Linked DNA regions of Mus musculus: region 2 is linked to region 1. A link is a loop called in an ENCODE intact Hi-C map of the cell type or tissue named here. Cell type or tissue: left cerebral cortex. All regions are shown on one strand. Each heading gives the region's core, and the rest is flanking DNA. Links, peaks and the distances in the headings are about the cores only.

Region 1 (11,366 bases), core at 3,367-11,366:
TCACACGAAGTAATCCTTTAGCCTGTGCATCAAACTATTTCTCCCATTTAAGATGTATCAATAGCTTCCTACTGTTTGTGGAAGAAGTAGTCAAAATTTGAGTAGAGATACAGGCTTTTGAATATTCAGGAGATGGCTAAGTAAACATTATCTGAATATGTTAGTAGCGTGTTAAATCTTAGATAGACTTTATTTCCTGATTTGTTTATGTTGTTTGTTTGCTGAACATTAGATGACTGTGGTTCCTTCTTGTATTCGTTTCTCTTCTCATTCCTGTGACTGAATACTTGATAAAAAAGCAACTTAAAGGAAAGTTTTGTCTTGACTAATAGTTTGAAAACACCATCTGTGATAGGTAGGAAGGCATGCTGGTATAAATGCATGATACATTTATAATAAGAAAGCAAAGAGATAAATGCTGGCCCCTCAGCACAATTTGTCCTTTTTATCAAGTCAGAGATCCCAGCCTGTTAGATGCTGTACCCACCTCCAGATCAAGCTTTCCTCCTAAGTCTTTCTGAAAATATGCTCACAGATACAATTAGAAGTGTGTCCACATGGTGATTCTGACTGTAGTCAGATTGACAAGGAAGATTATCTACCATACCTCTTTAACTGGCTATTCACATAAAGGTATTCCTTTAAGTTCAAACTTTTATAAACAAACCCTTGTTTGAAGAAACAATTCAGTCTTGTAGATTAATTCTGCAAAAACTATCACATCCTAGCCTCTGCTTCCCAAGGATAGATTTAGTTAAGGAAGGTTCTTTCCCAGATAGAGGCAGCTAATTGTCTATTAAAAGATTAGTTCTTCGGAGCCCATATATCATAACTCCATTAGGTAGGCACAGAAAAATTCCACAGGGGTTTGTAGACAATAAGAGTTGCTAAATTAATATGAGAGGTGAGTAGATTCTCCCAAGGAAAAAATGGTCGAGGTTTTGAGTTGAACAGGAGCCGTAAATAGCATGTTTCTTTAACATGCTGTTTTTGTGAATATTTATTTGCTCAGAAGCCTTTGGGTGAATGCTCATTTGAGAAAACAAACCACTGTTTAATTAAGGAACCAATTCTCGGGACTGTGTTGCCACTAAGATTGATATCTGGATTTCAAGAAATTTCAGTTGGAGTAATTGCAGTGATTGGCAGGAAAGGTCACACACAGTGTCAATATGAAACCATGCCTCTTTAGCTGATTGGAACAAAGCCCTCTGTTATGGACTGAAGACATATTTGGTCCTGTTTCTATAATATGCATCTCCAGAGATACTATACATTTGGCAATGATTTGTAGCTTACCACATAGTTCTTGTGTGTCTATGCTTGTGTTGGGAACAAAAAAAGGGGGAGGCCGGGGTGGGGGGTTCCCAGGCCAGGGGGGCCCAGGGATAGGAAAAAGATGCCCACACCCCGCCAAAGTTTCCCTATTCTCTAGTTAGTCAGGCATGGGAGGGCTGCTACCTACCCTATCCACTCATCCCTGGGTGGGTATAACTCTATCCCACTCTTCAGGGGTTGGTCAAGGGGAAGCCCTGCCTGGGGACCCCCTGAAGCTATTTTGCTAAAGCCACCAGGGTTGTGGTAGAGAGGGAATAGGGGAAAAAGTTCCAGACACAGATCAGAGTGTACAGCGGAACTTGAAGAAACAGAGACTATCTATGGTTTAAGAGCTTTATTATAGAAATGCAGGGGGGAAAAGAGAAGGGAGAGAGAGAGAGAGAGGGAGAGAGGGAGAGGGGGGGGAGGGAGAGGGAAAGGGAAAGAGAGAGAGAGAGAGAGAGAGAGAGAGAGAGAGAGAGAGAGAGAGAAAGTATAGGAGAGGAGAGAAGAGAAGACAAAGAGAAAGGGAAGATGAGAGAGAAGTGAGAGAAGTGAGAGGTAGAGGAACAAAGGAGTAAAAGAGAGAGGTGGGGGCTGAGCACCACTTTTAATGGTCTTCACTGTTGCTAGGTAACTGGGGAGGAGTTTAGCTTGAAGGTCAGAAGCTTGGCCATTGCTTACATGACTACTGACCATGCTTCTCTTGTGGGGGCTGTGGGAGGTGGTACCTTAGGCAGGGGCCGGAGTTCCAGGAGTATGCGGAAATGCCTACTGTGTCATATAGGTAAATCATGACCATCGGGGTTCAGACTTCAGCTGGATTGGAGACCAACCTGCAATTCCCCCACATGCTTGGATGCATGGTCCTCAGACTTTGGCAGGGTGAGATTTAGAAAAATATAACCCACATAAAGTCATATTGCTATAGGATGAATGTTATATCCTCAACCCCCCCACCCCATTTTTATTTTGAATCTAACCACTCCAATGGACTGATATCAGGAAAAAAGTGAATTAGTTAGGATTTCTATTGCTGTAAAGAGACACCAGGACCATGGCAACTCTTATAAAGGGAAACATTCAATTGGGGCTGGCTTACAGGTTTAGTTGATTATCATCATGGCAGGAAGCATGGCAGCACATAGGCAGACATGGTGCTAGAGAAAAAGATGAGAGTTCTACATCTGGATTGTCAGGCAGCATTACATGAAAGCCACATTAGATGTGGCTGTGTCATCTGAGACCTCAAAACCCTTTCCCAGTGAACACTGTCTCCAACAAGGTCAGACCTACTCCAACAAGACCACACCTCCTAATAGTGCCACCCCCACCCTTTATGGACCTATGGGGGGGGGGCATTTCTATTCAATCTACCACAAGGAGTATTGGTAGAGGTAATTAAATCCTGAGGATGGAGTTTAGTTTCTTGAAATCATAGCATCGTTCCTCCTTTGTAGATCTGCTCACCCATTCTCCCCAACTTCCAGTGGTCATTCTCCAAGACCATCTCTGCCTTCGCACCATCTACTAACAGGCTCAGTTCTTAGAGCTCAACTTTAAAGTCACACAAGTTCAGAGGTCCCCTTTGCAGATGTATTTCTTTCTACTTGGCACATAGCTCTGATTATATTTTTCTGAGATTGACTAAGTTTAATGTCCAAATAAATCACTAATTTTTTTACATTGAAATTCTTTATTGTTTTTTTTTTCTTTTCTTTTTTTTAAAATATTTTTTATTATTACATATTTTCCTCAATTACATTTAGAATGCTATCCCATACCCTCCCCCCAACTTCCCTACCCACCCATTCCCATTTTTTGAACCTGGCATTCCCCTTTACTGGGGCATATAAAGTTTGCGTGTCCAATGGGCCTCTCTTTCCAGTGATGGCCGACTAGGCCATCTTTTGATACATATGCAGCTAGAGTCAAGAGATCCGGGGTACTGGTTAGTTCATAATGTTGTTGCACCTACAGGGTTGCAGATCTCTTTAGCTCCTTGGATACTTTCTCTAGCTCCTCCATTGGGGGCCCTGTGCTCCATCCAATAGCTGACTGTGAGCATCTACTTATGTGTTTGCTAGGCCCCGGCCTAGTCTCACAAGAAACAGCTATATCAGCGTCCTTCCAGCAAAATCTTGCTAGTGTATGCAATGGTGTCATCGTTTGGAGGCTAATTATGGGATGGATCTCTGGATATGGCAGTCTCTAGATGGTCTATCCTTTTGTCTCAGCTCAGAACGAAGACCAGTGTGGACACTTTGCCCCTTCTTAGAATTGGAAACAATCACGCATAGAAGGAGTTACAGAGGCAAAGTTTGGAGCTGAGACAAATAAACCACTATTTTGATGCACAAATCACATGAACATTGAGTCACTTCAGTGTAGTAGCTATTTATCCCAACACTTGAATGCAGAGCCTAGAATCAGCTAGAGAGCAACTCCATCAAAAAAGAGCTCCAATTGATTTTGGTGTTTTCATATACTTTGTAGATAGATAGATAGATAGATAGATAGATAGATAGATAGATAGGTAGATAGGTAGATAGATAGATAGATAGATAGATAGATAGATAGATAGATAGAAAGATAGATAGAAAGATAGATGATAGATAGATAGATAGATAGATAGATAGATAGATAGATAGATAGATAGATAAATACCAAAACCCAAAATATTTCCATCCAATTCTTAACACACTATATAATACTTTCAAAAATCAGAAAATTGAGGTTTAGAATATTGTTAATGAAGCAACCAGCAAACATGAATGAAAAGATCAGACCTGTACCCTGTCAGCACTATGATTTTCTTTCTATCATTCTATTTCAGAATGAAGGTTCTTCTTCATTCTGAAGAAATAATGAGGACTATGTTCTTATTCTTCAAGTTAATGTTCTTTTTATACGCACAAGTTCAAAATGACTATTCTTGATTTTCAGTGGAGGAAGCTTAAGCTTGCAATGTTTTAAACACCTGATCAGTCACCTTGTCACCTCAGAGCATGACCTGTCTCTCGGATCACCTAATCAATCATTGTCCGGGTTTCAGCTATCCCGATTATGATGATGGTTATAAATGATTTTCTATATCAGGTACGGAGCTACTGTGCTATAAAGATAAATTGCTCTCAAACTGGAAGCACACAGTGTTCAGGTGCCATTTTTCTAAATGTTAGAAGTGACTGCTCTAGAGGACAGAGAGATGGACAATGCTGTTGGGGATAATCAACATCATGAACAGTGAAAATGTTTTAATATAGGACTTCATTTAAAGATTTCAGGAGAATGAATTTGTGTTATATTTGAAAAGGTATTGCCTCGAAAGCCAGCATCATGCATCCCTCATATCCAGCAACAGAGGTTAAATTTACTGGACTCTTGATTACTATCCCAATGGCCTCTGCCTGTAAGGGACCTCCCTGTCACGGGAAGATGAATGTAGTCTTCCAGGTTACCATTCAAATGTATCCCCTTGGGATTAGTTCATATCTTCAGGTCCTTTCCAATTAATTCTTGAGATGAACTGTAGTTTCAAGTGTCCAGGGCCTGCTATCCACAGTGGAAGATCACTTAGGGATATCCCAAGGGGTTGGTCAGATTGGTACCCGAACATAACAAATGAAATGGCCAATAACTCACAGTCTCTTGTCAGTTTCCTGCTAGCAAGTGATTAATGAAGAGCCCACAGTCAAAGTCTGAGATACATAGTCAATACCCGGTCTATTGTGTGATTCAAGATAAATGATGTTCCAATTTGTGTCAAGTGACAAATGATAACCAAATTAGCATCACCATTTCAGCTAATTACCCTATTCCCATGGCCGCCACTAGCATGCTTCTCCCCCCCCCCCAATATTGCAGGGAGCCAGAAGCATGAGCTATAAACTTTAGGGAATACCTCAGGAAAATACAGGGTTCCTGCTCCCAGGAGCATAAGTTCACCTCGTGCTCCTACAAGTTTCCTAAGATCTTAAATTGTAACTAGCAACAATTAAAACAGAATGAAAGCCAGAATCAATGACACAAGAGTATAATCCCAGCATTAGAAAATGATTCAGGCAATGGGATTCATAGTTTCAGGTTAGCCACGCCTAGGTAGGCAGTCCAACATAATCTGGACTACAGAAGACTGTCTAGAATTAAGTAAGGAACCTCCACGCACACACAATTTATCAAAACCTGTGTGATATTATTCTCTCAAGTGTTTTTATGCTTTATCCAAATCCCCATCCAAATCCGGAAGTAGTTCCAATCTGTAGATTGATTAACACTCTACACAGATAAAGATACTCAAATGACTTAGTCATTTGTCTGAGGTTACATAAGTAGGAAGATGTGGAACTAAGGCTTAAAACTAGGGATCTGGACTAAAGGATTCATATCTGGTTTTCCCAAGATCAATTCCAACTGGAATTGAAGTGAGGCCTGGTGGTGAAGACCATAATCTTAGATCTCAGTAAGGTTGAGGTTGGGGTCAGTGCAGACTTCCAATCCAGCTGGGCCACACTATCTAGTGATGATGCAATAGTAACCATGCAGAATTCATACCATGGGGAGATGGTTCAGTCAGTAAAGTGCTTGCAGCACTTGCGATACAATTATGGGTACTAAAGTATGATCCCAGGTAAACACAGTACTGGTGCATTCCCATGTTTCTAGCCCTGTGGTGGGGGCGACTTTCATGGTATCTGAAACTTATATTCAGCTAAGGTTGATATTGGTCAGCACCCTGGATCCTTCTGTCTCCATCACCTAAGTGCTGGAAAAATAAGGTACAGGATAGGCATGGCAACATGTGCTTTTAATCCCAGTCCTGGGATGGCAGAGGCAGGCAGAGGCAGGCAGAGGCAGGCAGATCTCTGTGAATTAAAGGCCAGCCTGATTACAAAGTGAGTTCCAAGATAGGCAGAGCTACATAGACAAACCATATCTCCAACAAGCAAGCAAGCAAGCAAGCAAACAAACAAACAAACAAACACCCTTTGCCCCCCCCACACACACACCCTGCAAACCCTTATTTTAGTAAATATTTCCTATTAGCACTAATTTACATTGCGTGCATTTGTTATTTTACTCTTACAACTAAGAAAATGTGGACATATATTTAATATGATTTTAAATGTTTTTACTTGCTGTCTCCTTCTACAACACCAGGGTTGTTGTTACAGCAGAAACAGGCTTAGAAAGACATACATATTTTTATAATCTATGTCTCAGAATGTCATACCTTTTGGAGGGTAGGGTGGGGCATAAAGGAGTTAGCTTAAATTTATAACTCCATGTTATAACCCAGTATTGTGGAAAAGTTAGGGTAGGGACTTCAAATTTGTCACATCACATCCAGAGCCAAGAGCTGAGAGAAAAGAATGCATGCACGTGTACTTGCTTGTTTGTATCTTTATTTCTGCACTTCTAGCTCAAGACACCTTGCCTAGGGAATGGTTCTGCCCACAATGGGCTGAGTCTTCCCACATCTATTTATTAAGGCAGTGCCCTACAAACAGACCCACAGGCCAATTCTGTGTAGATAATCAATCTCTCATTGCAGCTGCTTTTCCAAATGATTCTAGGTTTTGCCACTACTGCACCCTGACATCACGTTACATTTTGAGAAAAATGTTTTCAGCTAATATCCCAGACAACTATTCCTGAACAGAAATAATAGCTCTGCCACTTACACAGGGCTTGAAAGTTAACATTTAGGTTTATTTGGATGGTAAGTGTTGTTATCACACTGTTGTTGCAGTAGAAACTAAAACACAGGAGACTAGTATAGAATCATGCAGCTTTTCCTTCCTCCAAAATGTCTTGATGGAGTGAACTACTTTGAACTCATGATAGCATGAGATCCATCGTGCTGTGAAGAGGTGGAGCTCCTCTTGTTGACAGAAGAATTTGCCCTACTCAGGAGACATCTCACTAACCCAGCTCCTGATAGAGAAGCCAGTTCTGCAAGGAGTAATCACGCTGTAAGCATCACATTATATGCAGGTTTGAGTGACCACCTACAGCTGACTTGAGAGTTGCCTATGGCATCTTGGAATGGGAATTCAATTTGGAAACAGTGACTTCTAACCAGTGAGACGGCTGATGGGTGGGAGAAGAACCTTATTTTGCAAATCTTTAAACGTGCCAACAGCAGAGGGCAGTGAAGAGGCAACTTAATGGGTGAAGAGGCGTTTGACCAGAAGCTTAGTGGTTAGGACTCTAAGGAGCCAACAACCCTTTATGAAAGAGGATGCTGGGAAGGGAAGCGATGCTTGTAAGGTTTTCCTACTCCAGGTACAAAGAATTTATTCTTCTGGTTCTCCCTAGCTTCTGACAACCCAGGTAAATATGAGTTGGACAAATAAATTCTTTAACGGGCCCAGGACACTTTGCATGTTAACGACTACAAACTCTCAGTCGTTTTTGAGGACAATGCCATCCCTACGCGAGAGGGATTATTTGGGGAGCTACAGAATCTTTGGGAAGGAGTTTAGATAATAGGCCAAACGAAAACCTCAGCCTTCTCCCAGAAAGGGTACAGTGACTGAGACATGTGGCAATAGGCTGCTGAAGTTGAAACCTCGGGTAGAGGAGCCAGAGCCTGGAGGCTGCCCAGCGGCTCCCCCAAGTGTACTCAGCCTCTCACCACAGGTCACAGCTGCCCTGAGGCTAGCCGCTGGCAGAAAAAGCTTCGGAACTCCCAGAGGCAGCGGGACAGCTGCTGCCTTGTTCTTCAGCTCAGCGGTGGCTTTCTCCTTCTTTTCTTCTTCCTTCCCCCTCTCTCTCCCCCTGCAGAAATCAGTCATTCCCTTCCCTTGTCCCACGCCTCCGCGCAGGATCCTCCCACTCCGGCTCCTAAAGCGTTAACCCCGGAGTGTCCCAAAGCCCCACCACTAGCTCCCAAGGTTCCTAAAAAGGAACAAGGTTTGTCCAGACAGAGACTAATAGATCAAAGGCAGGGCATACTTCCTGTTGCCCCGACCTTATATAAAACGTCATGATTGCCTGGGCTGCAGAGACGCACCTAGCACTGACCCAGCGGCTGCCTCCTGAGGTTTCCCGAGGACCACAATGAACAAGTGGCTGTGCTGCGCACTCCTGGTGGTAAGTCGTGGGCAGGAGGCTGCTGACCACCTGGGCTCGGGACCTCCCCTCCTGCTGATGGGGACCAAGCCCGGCTACCTCAGGAGGGAGCTGGGGTTTGGTTGGAACACGAAGCCTCTTTCTAGCTACAGCAGCAGGCTGCCCTGAAGAGTGAATGGCTTTTTCATGAAAAGTTCCAGCTGAGTTTATGCAGATGGGAGAGGGACACGGAGAGAGGCCTTTTTAAAGACTTTTTTGCTTGGTTTTTATTCATTTTATTTACCTTATTTATTTACTTACTTATGTTCTTATGTGGAACACCATACCTTCGCTTCACCGAACTTTTTTATTACTGCAGGTGTTGGAAAGAGAGGCCAGACTTTTTTGAAACTTCTGTAGAAAAGTTTGGATGGAGAGGATAGTCTGAAACAACATTAGCCTAACTTACATATGGGTTGTGGGCAATACAGAAAATATTCTCTTATTTTTCTGTGCAATTTGCTGTTTTACTAAAGTTCTATTAGTCTAGTTCTCAACTTCAGTAGTGTGAAAAATATGAACAGACTAATGATTATTACGTTGTAGAATATAGTTAAACAACCAGATCAGTTCAACTATAAAGAAAGATGGTTCAAACCTGTTTTGAAACGTTGTTTGGAAAATAAAGGAATCTCTTTTATTGGCTCAGGCATTTGGCAAATTGTTATTTAGGTTTATAGACAAGTTTTTTCCATGCCCCAAATTTGTTTCCTTCACATCAGTAGCCTGTGAAACACATGAAGTTACAAATCAGACAGAGAAGTCTGTCTTTGAGTGATTTCTCTGTCTGGAATGCACTAGAGTCAGTGTTTCAATTTCATCCTCCTGCTCACATAGTGAGAATTAAAAACTATGTAGTCTTTCCCTGAGCTTCAGGGACACACAGACAATCATATGTAATACCAAAGTCACTTAGGAAAAAGTGGACAGGAGAGTATACATACATATGCCAACTTCATGTGTACATATGCAGATATGTATACATGTATATACATATATATTACATATATCCACTAATATGGACATATGGAGAATTTTCTAATTTTACTTTATTTTAGGTGTATATGTGGTTCCCTTGCATGTATGTCTGTGTACTGCTTGTGCATCTGATGCTAACTGAGGCCAGAGGAGGGCATCAAGTCCCTTAGAACCGGAGTTACAGACAGTTGTGAGCTGCCATGTCGGTGATGGGAATGAAACCCGAGTCTCTGGAAGAGCAGCCAGTGCTCTTGCTGAGCCATCCCTCCAGTTCCACTAAGAAGAACTTTTTAAGAAGTGCAATTTTTAGAGACAGTGAGATGGCTCCATGGGTAAAGGCACTTACAACCAATCATTGTGAACTCAATCCTTGAAAACCTGTGTGGAAGGAGAGACCTGGCTCCTGACGGGCATCCTCTGATTTCCACTGACACACTCTGGCACATGTGTATCTGCACTGACACACAACAAATGAATGGAAGTCTCAAAAGAGGAAAGAGCATAGAGTGCTTTGCACAGGTGGTAGTGCCTAAGTGCCTTTATCAAATTGAGCACCCATGAGCTGGCAGAAAGTGCTACAATTACATATCAGTACCTCCCATAAAGGTCCGTGCATCCCTCCCTTTTTACTACTGTGTTCATAGTCAGAATAATAGATAGCACAAACAGGTTTGGCATGTAATTAAACTTTATTATGAACTTCATGTAGTTTTCACATTGGGTCTTTTCAAAGATCTCAGAGATACATCACTAGTGTTGGATATACAGAACAGTTTGCTTTGCTGACTCTCCTGTATTCCATGTTTCTATGGCCTCATAAAAATTTAATTAATTTAGGTGTTGGCTGGTATAAATAAGCCCATGGTTAATATGGTGATGATTTTATTCTTTCTAGCTTCTTGTATTCTGCCTTTACATTTTGGATTTTAACAAAATAGCATATATATTTCTCCCCATAACTGTTCCCAAATAGAAAAAAATGTCATAATTTTATAGGTGGTCTATATAAGGAGATATGTACCTAAATATTACTCATTTTAGATAATACATTGTCAGAAGTGACAGCTTTGAACGTGTCTTGAATATATAAAGGAATAGAAAGGATCTTACTCTTTCTTTAGTTGCTAAGGTTGACTTTATTTTATGAATGGTTGGAAATGGACACACTGAGTTTGCATGTGGAGAGGACGAATTTCCCCTGGCAAACAGAGAGGTGTGGCTGTAGGAACCTGACTCACTACAGATATTTAGCTCTTTGTCTAAGGCATTGTACTAGTCAGTGGGAACAATGTTAGCATCCAGTGAGGTATCATTGGTTCCTGACTTCTGGACCTTACATCCTGTTTAAAGAGGCAGATTTGAGACAAGTATTGCATGTCATACCCGTTCCTAAAGAGGAAGCTCCAGATGATTGAGGAATTATCAAAAAAAGTCAGCCTTTCTTCGTGAACTCATAAGGGAAGTTGCAACATGGTGGTTCTCCACTAGACCCAGTTCAAATATCCACACACCACTTACCTGCAGAATAACAGACTGCATTTCTTCCCTCTGAAGTTCCTGTCTTCTATAATATGGTTGCAGGGAAGGGAGGTGCATGAATTAACACAACCATTGAAGTCCCTGCTTCTCATTAGCACTATCCATATGACAACAGGTAACTAGAGGATGATATAGAACCATCTATATAATGGAAGTACTAACAATTCTCAAAGAAAGGGATGACCTCCCACTCTCACTGTGAGGGGGCAAATGGACATGTATTGCTGGAGATGAAGACATCCAAGTGAGAGATGGAAAACCATGTGGTGGGTGAAGTCTACACTGGGTTCTTCTGGGAGAGTCGAAGGTATGCAGGTGGAGGAGAGGAGCGCAGTCCTTAGGTTAGCATTCCTAGAACGTTCACTAGCATAGTCAAGCAGAGAGCTCTTTGGTAAGGAGATACCATTCATCATCCA
Region 2 (12,202 bases), core at 2,015-10,014, 140 kb before region 1:
AACAAACAAAAACCCAAACAACAACAAAAAGATCTATGGCCAGGTAGCTGAAGTGCAGAATATATCAGACTTTCAAAGAAGAGTTAATGCCAATATTTCCTACATTGTTTCACAAAATAGAGACAAGGAATATTGCCCAATTTGTTCTATGAGGCTACAGTTACCCTGATGCCCAAACCACATAAAATCCAGTAGAGAGAGAGAGAGAGAGAGAGAGAGAGAGAGAGAGAGAGAGAGAGAGAGAGAGAGACTTACAGAATTGCCAATTTTCTTTGTGAGCATGGATACAAAAATTCCCAACAAAATCCAAGAACATCCCCAAAAGATCATCCACTATGATCAAGGAGTAGGTTTCATCACAGAGATGCACGGATGCTTCAACATATGTAAATAGACAAATGTAATAAACCACATAAACAAAGGAAAGATAAAAACCACATGATTATTTTATTAGTTGAAGAAAAGGTATTTGACAAATCCTCCCCCCCCAAATTTTTTTTATGATAAAAGTCTCAGAGAGATTAGAGATACAAGGGACATACTTAAACACAATAAAGACAGTTTACAGAAAATACACAATCAACATCAACTTAAATGGAAAGTCAAACAAGTTCACTAAAGTTAGGAAAAGGAAAGGTTGTCTACCCTCTCTATATCCATTCAAGACCTAAAGTCTTAGCCAGAGCAATAAGTAAAGGAGATCAAGGGTATACAAATTGGAAAGGAAGAAGTCAAAGTATCTTTATTTGCAGGTGATATGATAGTACACACAAGTAAACTTAAATTGCTCAAGAAACATCTATAGCTGATTAAACACTTTCAGCAATGTAGCTGGATAAAAGTTTGAGGGCAAGGAGTTGGGAGTGGTGGGTGGGTAGGGGAAAACCCTCAGAGAAGAAGGAGGAGGGAGGATGGGATAGAAGTTTTGGGAGGGGAGGAGACTGGGCAAGGGGATAACATTTGAAATGTAAATAAAAAATATCCAATAAAAATTTTTAGCCCAGAAACTTAGGATACCCAAGATATAAGATATAATTTGCTAAACACATGAAATTCAAGAAGAACGAAGATCAAAGTGTGGACACTTTGCCCCTTCTTAGAAATGGGAACAAAACACCCATTGAAGGAGTTACAGAGACAAAATTTGGAGCTGTGACGAAAGGATGGACCATCTAGTGATTGCCATATGCAGGGATCCATCCCATAATCAGCTCCCAAACGCTGACACCATTACATACACTAGCAAGATTTCGCTGAAAGGACCCAGTTATAGCTCTCTCTTGTGAGACTATGCCGGGGCCTAGCAAACACAGAAGTGGATGATCACAGTCAGCTATTGGATGGGTCACACGGCCCCCAATGGAGGAACTAGAGAAATTACTCAAGGAGCTAAAGGGAACTGCAACCCTATAGGTGGAACAACATTATGAACTAACCAATACCTCGGAGCTCTTGACTCTAGCTGCATATGTATCAAAAGATGGCCTAGTCGGCCATCACTGCAAAGAGAGGCCCATTGGACTTGCAAACTGTATATGCCCCAGTACAGGGGAACCCCAGGGCCAAAACGGGGAATGGGTGGGTAGTGGATTGGGGGGGTGGGTATGGCGGACTTTTGGGATAGCATTGAAAATGTGAACGAGGAAAATACCTAATAAAAATAAAATTAAATTTAAAAAAAAGATATCAAACACTGGGGTAAAAAAAAATTTTTTTTTTAACTCAAAAAACTAGTAACCCTGTTATATGCAAATTACAAAAGATTGAAAAGGAAATCAAGGAAACAATAGTTCATAATTACCTCAAAAAAAAAAAAAAGCTATCCTGTGGTAACTCTTACCAAGCAAGTGAAAGGCTTGTATGATAAAAACTTTCAGACCTCAGAGAAAGAAATTGAAGAAGATCTCAGAAGGTTAAAAGATCTCCATGCTCATGCATGTGCAGGATTAACATAGTAAAAATGGCCATTGTATCAAAAGCAATCTACAGATGCAATGCAATCTCCATTGAAATTCAAACTCAATTCATCAGAAAAATGCAAAAACAAAACTACTTTGAGAATTTTCTTACATTAGTCAGATTGGCAAAGACCAACAAAACTAATGACAAATCACGCTGGTGAGGATGTGAAATACGAAGCCCACATCCATTGCTGGTGGGAGTTCGAACCTGTACAGCCTTAATGGAAACCAGTGTGGCAGTTCCTCAGAATGATGGGAATCTATCTACTTGAAGATCCAGCTATTCTACTCTTGGTCATAATCCCAAAGGATGCTTCATGCTACTCCAGAGGCACTTGCTTCCACTGCTGCTCTACTCATGATAGTCAGATATTGGAAACAACCTAGATGGCACTTGAACAGGAGAATGGATAAAGAAATATGTGGCACATTAACAAAAAGGAATATTACTCAGATGATGAAAGAAATGAAATCACAAAATTTGTAGTTAATTGGATGACACTAGAAAAAAATCATTCTGAGTGAGGTAACTCACATGCAGAAAGACAAATATGGTATTTGTTTGCTTAAATGTGGATATTAGCTTTTAAGTCTTCGATAAGCAAGCTACAATGGATGCTAATTTTAACCTGGAAAAGGGAATCCCATTTTAGGTATGCTGCAGTATATAGGAAAATGGTCCATGTTCCCTGCATCGTGACTTTCCTAGTTTCCTGGCAGTGGGTTGTTCCATGTGTTCAGCACTGGCTATGCCACACAATACTTGAAAGATGGCCTGCCTTGCTGTTGGAGGAATAAACTGAGCAATAAGATGACACTGGTAAATTAATATTTCCAGATGTCCATTTTCTGAGGGGACTTTCAGTGTAGTCTCCCACATATTGCTATGTCCATCTCACTCCATATTAAGTTTGAAGAGACATATGAGTCTCATATATTTCCTTGCCTTGTCCATAGGTGGCCCAGAATATGGTCCAATAACAAAGAGGTGACTTTAAGTTTATTCTCTGAATGATATTGTTTTTCCTAGATAGGGCTTCATTTTAGAACAGGGAAAGCATCACTATTGAAAATATTGTTTTACTTCATCAAATACTACTTCATACGATGTCAGCACTTTGGCTCACATCAAATAAATGAATCTAGAAGAGCTTGAATGCAAGGTGTAGTTGGTGTCACTTGGTCAACGAAGTTGGTATCAGTGGTTTATTCAGGCAGGGCTAGTTCTTCTGATGCGACACGATTCAATTAATAGATATGGTATCAGTGATGCATACACAAGCATGGTGGTTATGGTGTTAAGGAGAGAGAATAAGTCAGATTTTATTTCTCTTTAACACACTTGCCCATAGCAGTTCAGTGGAACCATAAGCAAAAGCAGTGCTTGAGTTTTCTTCCCTTTTAAACAAGGGCTGTGATCCCCATACATGTCAGCAGCGCTAAAAATAAAATAATGGATGAGCCCTGTTGTAAACTCTAAGTGATGTGCATATAATTTGCTAAAAAGATACAAGTATTGTCAAGTGGCAACAAGAGACCTGAAATGATGCTTACAGAGTTCTCAAATCAAGCACAATCATAGTAAATAACTCCCCAATATTAAATTATTTAGATGACATTTCACTTGACTATCTGGAGTTCAGAATTTTATTGCATGTATTTACAATCCAACGCTAAAAGAGCAAAGATAGCTATAAAATATAATTTAGAAGACCTTTATGATAGGATAGAAGATTGCAGATCAAATAATTTAATGCATAAAAGCAGGCAGACTCATTAGGGAATGAAATGGTATGAGCTGTGACTGTTGAGAAAAGCATTTTTAAAAAGTTGCCAGGTTGTACAAGTGAAGTTCCAAAGGCTAAATAGAGAACAAAAAGAGATATAACTTGTTGCCTGACCTATGCCTCCCAACAGTGGGTGGAGGAGAACAGAATATGTTGCCCAGGGTAGGCAGTAGCTGACATAATGCTTCCTGAAGAAGGAGGAGGTAGAGGAAAGAAAGAAAGAAGCAAGAAGCAAGAGGAAAGGAAGAGGAAAGGAAGAGGAAAGGAAGAGGAAAGGAAGAGGAAAGGAAGAGGAAAGGAAGAGGGAAGAGGGAAGAAGGAAGAAGGAAGAAGGAAGAAGAAGAAGAAGAAGAAGAAGAAGAAGAAGAAGAAGGAAGAAGGAAGGAAGAAGGGAGGAAGGAAGGAAGGAAGGAAGGAAGGAAAAGAGGAAAGAAAGAAAGAAAGAAAGAAAGAAAGAAAGAAAGAAAGAAAGAAAGAAAGAAAGAAAAAGAAAGAAAGAAAAGGAGGAGGAAGAGGAGGACAAGGATAAGGAGGTGGGGGGGGGGGGAAAGAGAAGTATATATACTAAGTCTTTCATGTGGCTCAACTCCTTCTTGCTCACAGTAACACCATGACATAGGTAGAGAATTCTCTTCCCACGTGGCAAGTGAGAAAAACCAGGCTTTGATATCATTTGCCCCAAAGCTCATTTAATCCCCATTAAAAGCCCACTATTCCAACTTTAGGAATAAATGATGTTAAGTCCAGGTGGAAAAGTAGAGAAAGGGAAATGCAAGTAAATGAAAACTGGGGTCTCGGAATTGTGTGCCCTGGAAAACTGAAGGTGAGTTTGAGGTGGGACTAGAAGCTAATATGAAGTTCCAAAAAGGGGCAAAAAGTTGTGATCTTCCCAGGGGAGGTGCATTTGTAAAGCCAATTTGTTAAGCCTATAAATGAATTTTTGAATGGAAGTGGAGAGAAAGCAAGTTTATGGTGACCAGTAAGAGCAACAGAAGGGGGCAGAAAAAATAATTATAACTGAGATGCATGCTAGAATTACCTTTGTTTTAAAATAAGCTTTTAATGGGTATGACACCCATCTCTCCCATTTACAGTTGAGGGCACCAAAAATTTTAGGCAGCAAGGCTAATTATATACATATATGTATACATATTATTATATATACATTTATAATATGTACATATATACACATATATTCATATATAACAGGTATCCATATATTACATATACACACATATATACTTATTGAAGATCTCAAATTTAAAATCATACACACATCTACATCTATATCTATAACTATATGTATATCTATATCTAATCTATATCTATCTATCCATACAAAGCCAACAAGTTTTATCAATATGCAAGAGCCTGTTGCTATGGTCTCAATCAGAGATTTGTACATACAGAAATAGTTACATAATAGAATTGGGGAGAGGTACAGAATAAGGATTATGCCTTTAATAAAATGTAACAAATAACTTTTAGGATCACTACCATTCACTGCCCCTGATTTACACTTTGATCAATGAGGGTTTTATACTTCCCCTCTTAACCTATCTTTGAAACATTATCTTGGCATCTACTCAAAAGGAAATGGGGGAGGGAAAATGGTCCCAAATACCCTCAATGTGGAATCTAAAAGTTAAAGAAACCAAACTACTTGCTTACATGCTCTGTAAAAATCACTTGCAAAGACCACGCAGCTTAACATGTAGAGATGACCTCATCAGTATGATCCTGTGTCATGCTACACATTGATCTCATAGACCTCTTTTTTTCTAATGCTATCTTGTCAATCCAAGCAACCACCACACACTGTGAGGTCATGGATAATGAAACAGGATGGGTGAAAAGGTCTAGGTTCTCGGCTCTACTTGGAACTTTTCCACCAACGCCCGTGAGACTGGCATGACATTAGTATGCCTCACTAGACTTCAAATTCACAAAACTGGGCTCAAACCAAATGATCATTGAGAGTTGCCTGGCAGGTGATATACGTCTAACCTAAGGAGGTGAGAGATTCAAATCTTCCTGGGCATATCCAATTTTTTATATGAGGACGTAACAAGAACCCTTCTTCTTCCTGGAGGTTGAGAATTATTTGGAGAAATAACCAAAATTGCATCAATTCTGCAATATAGAGCCACATTAAATACTAAAGAGGATGACCAAATATATGTCTCTTTTCCATGATTAATCAAATTTTCAGGAAAAGCTTATTCCTCCCCATGGGGGTGATCTTCACCCATCTTCCCTCACAGCATGGCCTCTCTTAGTGAAAAAAAATAGCTGTGACACACATATGCCATACATGTATTGCTTTGTGCATAGATATGTGTGCTCCTCTCCCCCTGTGTGAGTTTCACAGGGACCAACGAAAGTTTTAAGTAAAACTCAAATCAGGTAGCTTCTGGCTCCATACAGTACTCCATCACACTCAGCATGGTTTGAGGGCCATGGTCTGGCTAACTAGAGCATTCAGCAGGCTGACTGCAAAAGAGAATACAAATGGAGCTGTGGTGAACCCAAGTCTAACTTGCCCTTTCCCACTCAGTGGCATTACACTAGTGACTCTGTACCTCTGAGCTTCAGTTTCTTTATTTGGCCAATAGAAATTATATATCCTTTGCCAAGTTTATTGAGATAACTAAAGGGAACCATGCGGCAAAGTACGTACATAGTTTCAAATGACAATACTTTATTTAGCATGTGTTACTACAGTAAAATAATGCTTACTTCCAAATAAATGAAGCACCAGTTTTAATGATTAATGAGGATATATACGTTCTTTAAAGATACGTTAGTGTCCAATATCACCAACAGACTGAGGCGATTTGAGTTCAATGTCCTGTGACAATGAACAACCAGTTACTATCATCAGAAGGTAGCCAGTGGCTGTATTTTTAAGTGTGATATAGGACAACTACAAACTAAACTATATCATGGAATGACTAGACCTAGACAAGAGGCCAAGCAAATTCAAGAATAACTTTAGCTCTAACTGAACTTGGGAGCTCTACTTGGCTTTTCTAAAGATTATTTCCTCATACATATGCCTAGGATATTGATAATAGAGATGGGTAGTGTGAAAATTAAACAGGACAGTGTATTCAAAATCGACTTGCAGTTTGCCAAACATCTGCCAAATACCCCTTACTGATTTAAAAGTCTTTAAAGTTTTTATTAATTTTTTTCTCATCCATGTTGTTTACAACTAAAACCACTAGAGGTCAGACTTTCACATAAGTTGTAAAAAGAGACTGCAGTAGGAGGGATTAAAAAATATTTTCTGCAAAGCAGTATAAAATAAACATTTCAGGTATAGAAAGAAATATAACATTGGTGACTTTTAGCAATAAAGTCTTTGCAACTAGAATGCTTAACCCCCATATTGTTACTTGGTGCATGTGAGAGTCAGGCAAAAGAAAGAAAAGCCAAACTTGTTAAATATGCATTTGTGATATCTGTACAAGGTTAGTTTATGGTGATTCATATATCTTCAAAATAAGAAACATATATGATGAAGGCCAAGTTTTCAGGTGAAGAAGCTGAACCCTGAGAAGATCAAATAGAAACTAGTTATTTTCCTCTGGTAGGATGCAATTCAGAAATGATGCTAAAAAGAATGCCTGTCTATTGAACAGCATATTCTATAACTGGATAGTGCTTCATCTGCAGGTCTGAATAATTTATTTAGTTCCCACTCTCCCGAACAAATTTAGAGTTACATTCTTTTAATTGTCTGTTTCTCGGGGAACCTGGAAATTTCCGAGTACAGTATTGCTGTGCTGGTAAACACAGAAATGAGATGATTATCCATGGTGGAAAGATACTAAAGAAAAAAAATCCTATAACTTGGCCCCTTATAATGTCTCCTTGGCCATCAAGCTGTGATTCCCCCTTGCAAGGAGTGCAGTATTTAGACCTGCCTTCCTGGAGTCGGGGAGGCCTATTGTAGTTCTTACAAGGAATAAGAAGGTCCCATGTGTGTTCACCTCTAGTACTGTGCCTAGAACAGAGGAAAGGCATCAATACACATACAGAGGTTACTCCACTGTGAAGGCCGATACAAGTCAACTAGGAGCTCAGCCAGAGCTTGTAATCCATTTCCAAGCTTGCTACCTAGAGACAAGTCCTGAGATGAAATCTTTATCTTACCTCAAACCTGTGTTAGATAACATTTGGAGCCTAGAACTTGGGAAATATTCAGTGTGATCCGGAATCATGGAATCTCTTTACTGAGAAGGAAACATAGAACGCCTGTGGTGTGAAGACTACATGCTCCACTAGAGGAAACCATATCCGCATCTAGAAGATGTGAGACCATGAAACGCGGTGTTCTGAGGCACTGTCTCAGCTCCTCCTTCAAGGCACGCTTGTGGCTCTACCCTTCTGCACCAGCTTAGAATCTGTTCACAGTTCTCTCTGGGCTCAGCAAGATAGGCCAGCTTCCGAAGTTTAAAACGGTACTTGAATCTCTAATAAGATGACTCTACCTTTGCACTAGGTGAAGACATGACTAAAGAAGACTTATGGATGCTACTGGTTCTCAATAAACTCCACGCTAGGTTGAAGGGATAAAATGAAATAAAGTTGTTTAATTTTTTGGAAGGTAGATGCCTTGTTTTTTTTTTTTTCTCTTATAAAAACTTGCATTGCTTCTCATCAGGTAGATGAGGGTCATCCTCAACTTGAAATTCCCCTGCTTCAACCTCCTGAATGTTGTGGTACCTGGCTGATTTTGCAGAAATTTAAGATTTTTACTCCATATTGCATGTGGCCTTTGGAAAGCCAGAACTAATGAATGTTTTTCTTAAGCTCATTCGGCAGACTTGTTCCTGTCAGTACAATTTCTGTTGTCATCTGCTCTGCAGTATCATGCCCAGGTCCCAACTCAATACCCTCTCAGAAAACCTATGAAAAACAACTTATCTCTTTATTGCTTATGACACTAATATATTTAGTGTACTGCTGTGCCTAAGATGGGGACTTAAAATATACAGTCAATGTCTAGTAGTTGAATTGCAAAGGACATAGTTGTTGGATGGGAATGTGTTATGTTCAGGGTATTTAATTAATAGCTTTTTGTGCATTCTTATTCCATTGTAAAAATTGCAGCTTTTCTTCAAGGGGGAAAAAAACCATCAACTAGATTCTCTCAGTTGCACATTTGAGGAAGACTTTAACATCCAGTCTTCAGGACACCACAGGGAAAATGCAATTTCCTTGTATTCTGAGAAAGGTCCAGTAATAGACTTCAGTAAATACTATTTCTAACCAAAACTTTCCTCTCTGAACATTTGCCCTTACATTATTCATTTATTCACCACGGAAATGATTTGGAAGCCCCAAGGTCTCACTGTGACTCCCTCCGTTTATTTTATGGTATCAAAGGTTAGAAGCTGGATTGCAATCACAGGAGAAAATTAATTCAATGATTAAGAAAAATGCACTTTAAGCAATACACATTTAAATAACTGACAAGCATCGAGCCATGTTTCTTTCCTGCCTTTCTTCTTTTAAATCTTTTTTTTTTCTATTTGAGATTTTTTTAGCAGCTACAATTCTTCCTTCCAATAGCCTCAGGAAGCATAGCATGAATTACTAATAGAACAGAACCAATCTGCAGTGCAGTGACCACTTTCAGAACAAAAGGGTAAGAGCTGACACAAGGAAAACAGATTTATTTAACTGCATGCCCACCCCTCCACCCAAGGAAAAAATATCAACAACAGCTAGTGCTAGAAGGGGATTTGGACCTTAGACCTTGACTCTACTTGGGGAGGGGGGGAAGCAATATTTTACCATTCTCCACTGAAGGCAGTTGACCTCAGAGATTCCACTTTCAAATAAAAATATTCGTTTGTATTCTACTTTGGATCTTTAGTTAAAAATAATCTTCCACATTGGAACTTAGGAAACCATTAATTACAAAAGATATACTCTAGAAAAAAAAATTTGCCTCCTAGCTAAATTTCTCTTTAGAATCAATATGAGTGAGGAAAGAGAAGAAGGAAGGCAGCTCTAGAATAAAGGAAAGTGGTCTAACCAAAAGGTTATGAATCCTCACCCCCATCTAAACGCACTGGAAGAGGGTCTCAGGGTCCTCAGTGTTCGACATCACACTTTTATCCTAGGATTCCACCCTTTTCCACCTTCTCTAACTTACAATCCAGGGAAGCCTATAGGAAATAACTAATAGTCTACTGATTTGAAAAATAGACAGGAAATCAGAGGAAACTCAGAAGGAGGGGGAGAGAAGCCACACAGCAGCTAGGGTGGCTTTGAGGCGAGGAAATAGATCCATATATTGTATGAGATTTGAGGTTTCTTCCTCACCTTTAGGTCCTGGTGAAATGGTATGTGTGGCACAGACTTCTGCAGCTGATCGACTATCAACATCCAGACCCAGACTCTGAAAGTGCAAGAGAGCTAGCAGCAACAGCATGGATAGGTTGCTTCGAAGCAGGACTCTAAAGCCATTCATGACTGTGATTCTTCAACAGAGGGTCTCCAAGACACACGAAATAAACAGCATTATTTTTTTTTTAAAGTAAAACCTTCTGCTACAAACTAAAACAAGGAGGTATCTGGAAAGTACATTCCAGAAATGGCTGCAAAGGCAAGCAAGGAGGCATTCCCTTGGTTGTTTACTTTCTCAGGATCCCAAATGGACCATACATTGTCCAGACTGTTTCTTTTCCAATGACAACAGTTTATTGAAAATTATCTCTAAACTAAACACTCAGATATTCAGGTCAGTGCAAACCTCTCCATAAGCAGAGAGTACAGAGCTAACTGGTGCTTAGACCTCCAGCTGGCTCTGTAGTTTGCATTGAGTTGAATTCTGGGAGTGATGGGGAGGTTGTGACCTGAGATTTCTGCACATTTTGCAAGCATCAGGCATGGCTTTGAGTTTCTCATAATGGAGTGCTCGTGACTGAATGTGGCAGTTGATCACAGATGTTGTTAATAATTTCTATGACATACCTCTTTCTCTTGAGAGCATAAATTACCCTGAGAGTAAGCTCCAAATGAATGAATTTTTTTCTGTAAGTCAATCTGGTAATAAGAATGAAAGCTATTAAAAATGCATATAATTATGGTCTGGCACTTGTCCTTCTAGCACACTATCTCAAGGAAATAACATAAAATGAAGACAGCTTTATTTGGAAAATGGGACAAGATAGGAACAGATATGATTTGTCTCTCTCCACAATAATAGCTGACAAGTTATGGTAAAATACAAATATGTGCGTGTGATGTTTGTAGCAAGTTCTTTACTTAATTGTGGAGAAAGTGTCCAATTATATTTCTTAAATGACAGATGATTTTTATATAGACTGTATGGATTTGAGACAGACGGGTAGACATTATGGTGATCGAGGTCCCTGTATTTCTCTGTATATCTGTATTCTCATCTAACAGTGTGTTTCACTATGAACAGTCTAGATTTGATTGTAACTTATTAGAAAATTAGAATCAGTCATTTACATTGAAAAGACCTTTTCTATTCTTTTTAAAATTTGTGTTTCGCTGTATCTTTCCATGTCCCTACCCCTCACTTCCTTTCTAGCCCCTTTCCCTCTTCCCCATCTTCCTCCTCTTCTTCCCCCTCCTCTTCCTCCTCCTCCTTCCCCTGTGCGCTCTCTCTCTCTCTCTCTCTCTCTCTCTCTCTCTCTCTCTCTCTCTGCCCTGTGTGAAGAAGTCGACATTAGTTGTCAATCAAGTGCTCTCTACCTTATTTTCTGCTATAATGTCTTACTGTACCCAAAACTTGCCAACTTGGCTAGGGTGACCAGCCAGGACGTTCCTAGGGCCTCCTGTTTCCATATCAAGCACTGGGATTACAGGTACTGGGATGCCACTGTGTCCAGATTTTTTTTTTTTTAACATGGGTGACGGGTATCAAACTCAGGTACTCATGCTTTTATGGAAAACACTTTACCAACTGATTTATCTCCCTAGGCTCTTATATTCTTTATTATTGAGTTATTATATTAATAGATCTACTATATAGAATTGGATAAAAGGCATTCCAAAACCATTCCTTGGTTTGGAAATGAAATTCTTACAGGTACGACTGAGATAGTCCCTAAGAGACATCATTACAAGGAATAGCCAACCTAAGAAAAGAAAAACAAAAACCTGTATGTATGCCAGTATCTCAGTGCTGGCATAGCAGAGCACCTAAAATTGGGTGTTCAAGCAAAAGAAATTTACACTGAAGTGCTTTCTTGGTAAGAGGCGAACAATTCCTCACAGGAACAGCAGTAACAGTTGAGTGAACTGTTCGTTTCATAAAATACAGAGAAGAGGAAGGAAGGAACTGACATTGATGGAAGTCATTGTGTCTTATATATAATCATATATGATATTGTATATACAAGAGATGGACAATCTCGCTAGTACCTCCTTTCAGTCCCAGATACACTATGTGGAGTAAATAGT

What was found. Hi-C counts contacts between places; a loop is a spot of excess contacts. Peaks named below come from ENCODE experiments on the same cell type or tissue, not always from the same donor. Only the 100,000 strongest peaks of a DNase experiment are listed, where the experiment ranks them.
Region 2: it touches region 1 in a loop (4-fold over the local background); 11 of 42 quality-filtered maps call a loop at or near these places.

What each region holds. Positions count from the first base shown.
Region 1 is chr15:54,275,264-54,286,629 of GRCm38, reverse strand. Tnfrsf11b (tumor necrosis factor receptor superfamily, member 11b (osteoprotegerin)) reads left to right here and starts at 8,146. Exons shown (of 5, transcript NM_008764.3): 1 at 8,146-8,415. The coding sequence starts at 8,383. In left cerebral cortex, for the core only: a CTCF peak has its summit at 7,459 (motif pointing right); DNase peaks (open chromatin) are centred at 7,467, 8,017, 8,333 and 8,471; H3K4me3 peaks cover 1,213 bases; H3K27ac peaks cover 1,015 bases.
Region 2 is chr15:54,408,814-54,421,015 of GRCm38, reverse strand. It overlaps Colec10 (collectin sub-family member 10), which reads right to left and starts at 10,242. Exons shown (of 6, transcript NM_173422.3): 1 at 10,091-10,242. The coding sequence starts at 10,238. In left cerebral cortex, for the core only: a CTCF peak has its summit at 6,971 (motif pointing right); a DNase peak (open chromatin) is centred at 8,082.